Linked DNA regions of Homo sapiens: region 2 is linked to region 1. A link is a contact called in ENCODE Hi-C or POLR2A ChIA-PET data. All regions are on one chromosome and are shown on one strand. Each heading gives the region's core, a stretch centred on a gene start or an enhancer-like site at or near the end of the contact. The rest is flanking DNA. Distances are from core to core; before and after follow the strand shown.

The links. A loop is a pair of places that touch in the nucleus more often than their neighbours do. ChIA-PET counts read pairs that join two places held with the same protein, here RNA polymerase II (POLR2A).
Region 2: a map of posterior vena cava shows a loop between it and region 1 (11-fold over the local background). The contact joins two enhancer-like sites. A Hi-C loop is called at or near these places in 1 of 168 maps with a recorded cell type or tissue (posterior vena cava). POLR2A ChIA-PET finds 5 or more read pairs at or near these places in 1 of 52 experiments (Panc1).

Annotation. Positions count from the first base shown.
Region 1 is chr10:119,514,914-119,518,208 of GRCh38, forward strand. It overlaps RGS10 (regulator of G protein signaling 10), which reads right to left. Exons shown (of 5, transcript NM_001005339.2): 4 at 596-739. Among named protein-coding and RNA genes, the nearest start is that of RGS10, 26 kb to the right of the region's middle. RefSeq lists a silencer at 538-751 and enhancers at 1,517-2,099, 2,889-3,168. Within about 2 kb of position 1,843, at least 17 of the 41 ENCODE cell types and tissues checked have a DNase peak (open chromatin) inside an H3K27ac peak, as active enhancers do.
Region 2 is chr10:122,061,948-122,065,059 of GRCh38, forward strand. The region is part of intron 3 of TACC2 (transforming acidic coiled-coil containing protein 2); the gene reads left to right. Among named protein-coding and RNA genes, the nearest start is that of TACC2, 74 kb to the left of the region's middle. RefSeq lists enhancers at 1,287-1,581, 1,307-1,601. Within about 2 kb of position 1,409, at least 29 of the 41 ENCODE cell types and tissues checked have a DNase peak (open chromatin) inside an H3K27ac peak, as active enhancers do.

The sequences.
Region 1 (3,295 bases), core at 593-3,092:
CGTCCTTCCGACTGGCTCAAATTCACCACTTCCAGGAGGCCCTCCGCAAGTCTCCTTCAATAGCCAAATGTGAATCAGAATTCACATGGAATATGCTGCCCAATGCTAACCTTTTCATTATGCCTCAGGGGCTACATGATGAACTATTAATAGCTTACAGCATTAGGCCACCAGAAGTATGTGGAGGTGTCTGGATATTTGCACAGAAACAGCCTGCCACTTTGAGTTCTCCTGCTTGCTTTCTGGAGTTTTCCGTCTATTCTTACCTTCAGCAATTATAGGTTGCTTTCTCAGTACAGGCTCCTCAAATAGCTCCAGCCTCCCCTCTAATCTGGACTGAGAAGGCAGATAAACTGGTCTAAACTGTGTGTAGACCAAGATTAAACAGGCCTGGGGGGACTCCTGTGGGGCAAATCTCAAGCTTAGAATTCTGGTCCCCACTCTCCCCAACCATGGCCCCTCAGTGTACCTCGGTCTGCCCGGCCGTATGAGATGGTTTCCAGGGAGTCTAACATCGGGTGTTTCAGTAAATTCTTCCAGGCCTGGAATTAATGTAGGTTTTCAAATCAAGGTGCAGGCAGGGAAGTCGGGTTACCTGGTCCTGGAGTTTCTGGAACATCAGAGGGTGCGGTTCTTCCAGGATCTTCTCGTTGAGCCGAGACTGCCCCTCCACGTTGACCTGTGATGAGGCCTTGCTGGACAGAAAGGTCATGTAGATCTCCTTTGCCTTTTCCTGCATCTGGAGGAGACAGATGGGGCCTTGTGCTATCTGCACACACAGCCTTCCCGGCCTGAGCCCTGCTCTCCCCTCCAGCCAGGCCCACAGGAGCTGCTGTGGCAAGAGAAAGGCACCCCCCACAGCCCAGGGGCTCTCAGGCCACTCCAGAGAGAATTTCTATATGGGAGAGCCTGCACTGCCAAGCCCCTACCCCCGCCCCTTCATGCGCCTGCAGCCACTTCTCCTGGAACAAAATTGCTGCATTAACCATTCAGAAGTGATGACAGAAAGAATCCTGGCCCGCAGAGAGCACTCAGTACCATTTACAGCCATCCTGTGGCCGGGCACAGTGGCTCATGCCTGTAATCCCAGCACTTTGGGAAGCCGAGGCAGATTGATCACCTGAGGTCAGGAGTTCGAGAGCAGCCTGGCCAACATGGTGAAACCCCATCTCTAGTAAAAAGACAAAAATTAGCCAGGCGTGGTGGTGCAAACCTGTAATCTCAGCTACTCAGGAGGCTGAGGCAGGAGAATTGCTTGAACCCAGGAAAGAGAGGTTGCAGTGAGCTGAGATTGCACCACTGAACTCCAGCCTGGGTGACAGAGTGAGACTGTCTCTCAAAAAAAAAAAAAAAAATCAAGTTAAAGTATGCACACCTACTATCCCTACCAGTTATTAAGCGCCCACTGGGCTGCAGGCACCTGCTTGGAGGGATCCCATTTCCTTAATCCCCTGGACATGCAGCAAAGGGCATTTTCCTGTTAGCCCCACTTTCCCCATGAGGACACAGAGGTCAGGAGAGGTGGCATGGCTTATCTGAGAGCTTCCGGGAGCCTTAGGACTGTTTGGCTCCAAGGCCTCTGAATTCTGCTCAGTTCCACTTCCGCAAGACACATTGGCCCCTCCAGGTTGTGCGGTATGCGGCCTTCCCAGGCAGGGTGCATTTCCTTTTAGCTAACGAGATACTGAGCACAGCAGTGGAGAAAACACTCGCTGCCCGCCCTCAAGTCCCGAGTGCAGTCCTGCTGGGAAGCAGGAGCCGTGAGTAGGTACCGGCTTCCTGTTTCACCCGAAACTAACCGAGGCTGGCTCAGGAGCACTCACTGATGGTAAGGAGATGACTTCACAGTGAGAACTGTGTCTTCAGGACAGGCGCCTCAGGGCGGGGCTGCAGGCGCAGGAGCCCTCTCCTCCAGAACTTCCCCTGAGGGCTCGATTTTCTTTTAGAGAAAGGAGACTTCCTGTGCTCATACCTCGCCAACAGCAAAAGCGGGGCTGTTTCTCTGAACGTTAGAGTCTAAAGCATGACCTTACCCTACAGAGCAAGGCAGACAACAAATGCCTCTAAAATGCAGCCACACAGCTATGACATGTGTGTGGGGGGCCTGGAAAACTGCCTTTCTCTCCAAGAGCCCAACTGGGGCTCCGCATGTGCTGTGGGGCTTGGTTTGGGAAATCCCAAGCTCTGCAAACCTTCTGCCCTTAAGGAAACCACCAGAAGGTTTTGATAGCTGGGGCATGAAAGGAAGGAAGGGTAGCCCTTTTTTAGTTCAGGGCACTGGGGACAAAAGATCCTGAGAAGCCACGGCCTGGCCATGTCCTGTTCTGCGAGAAAGCAAGCCTCACCAGCACTTGCAGGGAGACGGCCCAGGTTGGGTGAACACCGAAAGCCATGCTGTCCACCCTGTCTTCACTGTCAATAGGAGCAATGAATCGATGCCAGACTCAGTGACACAGGAGTCTCTCCAGACAAGCGTGGCTATCTAAGGGACAGGTCTGGGGGCCATCCTCGAGACCCAAGGGGGTGGCACTTAGGAGCTGGCCCTGCTGTCCTCTCCAAGACCCACCAGCTCCATGAAGCCACAGCCTCCCTCCACCACCCCCATTCCGTCAGGAAGCAACCCTTTTGGAAAACCACTTCCTGTTTTAAAGCCACTTCATGAAAGGAGAATTTCGGCCAGGCAGATGAGCAAACTCCATGCAGAGGTCTGGGGGCAGAAATCACTTTAGACCTCCCCTCCTCCCCTTGACATTCACACGCACACACACACGCACACACGTGCACACACGCACACACATACACACATGAATCCAGGATATCTTGAGTGATTCTGAAATAGAGAAGTGCAATGAATGGCTTGAGTCTTTGAGGTGGGGCAGAAGAGGCCGGGGGAGAGGAAGTAGGTTCCAGTGACTGCAGGTATATAAGCTTTGAGGGTCTCAGCCCTGCCCTCTTCCACCGGCTGTCCCTCCTGAGTCTGCGTGAGAACAATGTGGGGTTCAAGGCCCTGGCTGACCAGATGCCCACTGTGAGCAGCTGCAGGGCTCAGCTTATCTCGGCGGAGCTAGGAAGTATGACTGAAAAGGGAAACCCTGAGACGGCGACCACAAGCCAGTCACGGGAAGGCCTGGTGTCTAGGCCGAGAACATGAGCAGAAAAGAAGAAACAGTCTGTGGAGCTATTTTGATAGATTTTTCCAGAGCTTTGTTAACCCTATTCTAGCTACTGTCCGGGTAGGAACAGAGCTGGTGGAGTTGATTCTGTGTCTGTGGCCTGGAAGGATGGCCGACTTCTC
Region 2 (3,112 bases), core at 159-2,658, 2.5 Mb after region 1:
CTGTCCCTATCGTAGATCCACAGGAAACAGAATTTTAGAAGGACTAGACACATAAACTTTAGGACATGTCAGAGCGGCTTTTTTTTTTTTTTTTTTTTTTTTTGAGACGGAGTCTCGCTCTGTCACCCAGGCTGGAGTGCAGTGGCACCATCTCCGCTCACTGCAAGCTCCGCCTCCCTGGGTTCACTCCATTCTCTGCCTCAGCCTCCTGAGTAGCTGGGACTACAGGTGCCCGCCACCACGCCTGGCTAATTTTTTGTATTTTTTAGTAGAGACGGGGTTTTACTGTGTTAGCCAGGATGGTCTCAATCTCCTGACCTTGTGATCTGCCCGCCTCGGCCTCCCAAAGTGCTGGGATTACAGGCGTGAGCCACCACGCCTGGAGTTTCACTCTTGTTGCCCAGTCTGGAGTACAATGACGCCATCTTGGCTAACCACAACCTCCACCTCCCGGGTTCAAGTGATTCTGCCTCGGCCTCCGGAGTAGCTGGGATTACAGGCATGCGCCACCACGTCCGGCTAATTTTGAATTTTTTTTTTTTTTTTAGTAGAGACAGGGTTTCTCCATATTGGTCAGGCTGGTCTCGAACTCCCGACCTTAGGTGATCCACCTGCCTCGGCCTCCCAAAGTGCTGGGATTACAAGCATGAGCTACTGTGCCAGGCCCAGAGCTTCTTTACATCTGGGAGATAGGAGGTGTAGCATAATATTAAGCTCAACCTCTTGGCTTTTTCAGAAGACAAACTCCTAGTTAGAACAAAAACATCTTTGGTGTGGATAGCAGCAACTATGGGGAAGGGTTTAGAAAGATGGTTTGAAAAAATGAACTAAATGGGCTTTAAATGGAAGGCCAGGATGTTTCTTACTCCTCCGTTTCACTGTCATTTGTGGAATCGGTCTGCTGCAGGCTGGGCATTGGGCCTAGGGCTACACACATCACCTCACCCGGCAGCTCTGTGTGGATGGCTGTAGATGACCCAAGGGGGCCTTATGAGGAAATCAGGGCTCAGAGAGGTTAAGGAACTTGTTCTAGGTCACACAGACAGAATGTGGCAGGGCGGGGACTAGAACCGAGGCTGGTTTGATCCACCTGAAACCCAGACTCGTAACTGACTCTCACAGGTGTCTGAAGTGTTTGTGTTCTGGTCTCCATATTAGAAAGTGAACCTTGGTCAATCCTTAACATTTAGTTTTCCTATAAACAGGGTCAGTTCTTAGCAGAAAAAAGAAAAATCAGAAAGATCTAAGCTGTGTTTTGCACATCGGCCCGGGCCAGCTCTTACAGACAGAGCCCTGTATTTCCCAGGCGGCCTGCTCTGTTCCTTCCAAACTTGGGAGGACTCTAAGATCAATTCCCAGGCTCCTGCCCAGCCAGGGTGTGTCGGGCAGAGCGCAGAGCAGCCTCCGCCCCTCCTTGTCCTGCTTCTGACTCATTATTTATCTTTGGCAGGAAGTAAACACAGAAAGGAGAGTGGGAGGGAGAGGAGGAGTGAGCTCCTGACTTTTGACGCTGGCTGAAAAGGAAGATCATGTGCTGAATTAGGTGTGTGTCTGTTTTCTGCTCCTCTGGTTTCAACAGAGCATTTGAGGCTTTAAACAACAGGGGAAGAGGAGTATTTTTCCATTAGGAGATAATACCCATTTATTGTAGCAACTTGGAACATAGCGAAGAGTGCAGAGTGGAGAGGAAAAAATCACCAATGCTCCTACCATATGCAGACAATGGCTTTCAAAATATTAGTGTTTTCCTCACACTCTTCTTTTTTCTAGTTCTTTTCTTTATTGATTGTGAGATAGCTATATTTTGTTAGGTGGTATATTAAGTGTGCATATATATTATAAAAACATATTCAAATTATATATTATACATATATATTATATAATACACACACACACACACACACACACACCCTTAAAGAAATGTGTGTGTGTGGTCAGGCGTGGTGGCTCACTCTTGTAACCCCAGCACTTTGGGAGGCCGAGGCAGGTGGATCACTTGAGGTCAGGAGTTTGAGACCAGCCTGGCCAACATGGTGAAACCCCGTCTCTACTAAAAATACAAAAATTAGCCGGGCGCGGTGGTGTATGCCTGTGGTCCCAGCTACTTGGGAGGCTGAGGCAGAAGAATCGCTTGAACCCAGGAGGCAGAGGTTGGAGTGAGCCAAGATCATGCCACTGCACTCCAGCTTGGGTGACAGAGCGAGACTCTGTCTCAAACAACAACAAAAAGTGTGTGTGTGTGTATATAATTTTTATATATGTATATGCACTTTAAAAATAATTAATAGGCTATTTTCAGAACAGTTTTAGGTTACCGAAAAATCGTGTAGCTATTACAAAAGAGTTCCCATGCACACTTCCCTCCTCCATACAGTTTCCCCTATTATTAACACCTCACATTAATGTGGTATATTTGTTTCAACTAATGGGCCAATATTGATACATTATTATTAACTAAAGTCTATACAGTAAGTTCTCCCTCAGTGTCATTAATATGTTCTTAGAAACTGCAATTTTAAGTGAAATGATGTATAATGAGACCAGTCTTTTTGTCATCATTTTACTGAAACTACATTGAACAAAACCACATTATTGGAGAGCCTACTCTATAACTATTTGCTCAAAGTTGCAGTTTCCAAGAACCACTGGACAACATTGAGGACTTACTATCGTTTACATTAAAGTTCAGTTTGTGTTGTACATTCTGATGAATTTGACAAATGCATAAGGTCATGTATCCGTCATTATGATATTAGTTTCACTGCCTTAAAAACCCCTTAGGCTCCACCCATTCCCCTCCCTCCATCCTCCCACATTCTTGGGAATCACTCTCTTTTTAGTGTCTCTATAGTTTTGTTCTAATTCCTTTTTTATTGGTATCAGATACATACTGTGAGTTGTCTGAATTTGAGAGCTTGATGAATGCTTATAGTCCTGTATAGATCTAGGTCATTTTCATCATACCAGATTGTTCTCTCTTGTTCCTTCCCAGTCAATACCCCTGCCCAAGAGTAACAACTATTCTGACTTCTATCACCATTGATTGGTTTTGACAGATCTTGAACTCTATATAAATGGAAGCAAATAGTATGTATGCTTTGCTCTCTGGCTT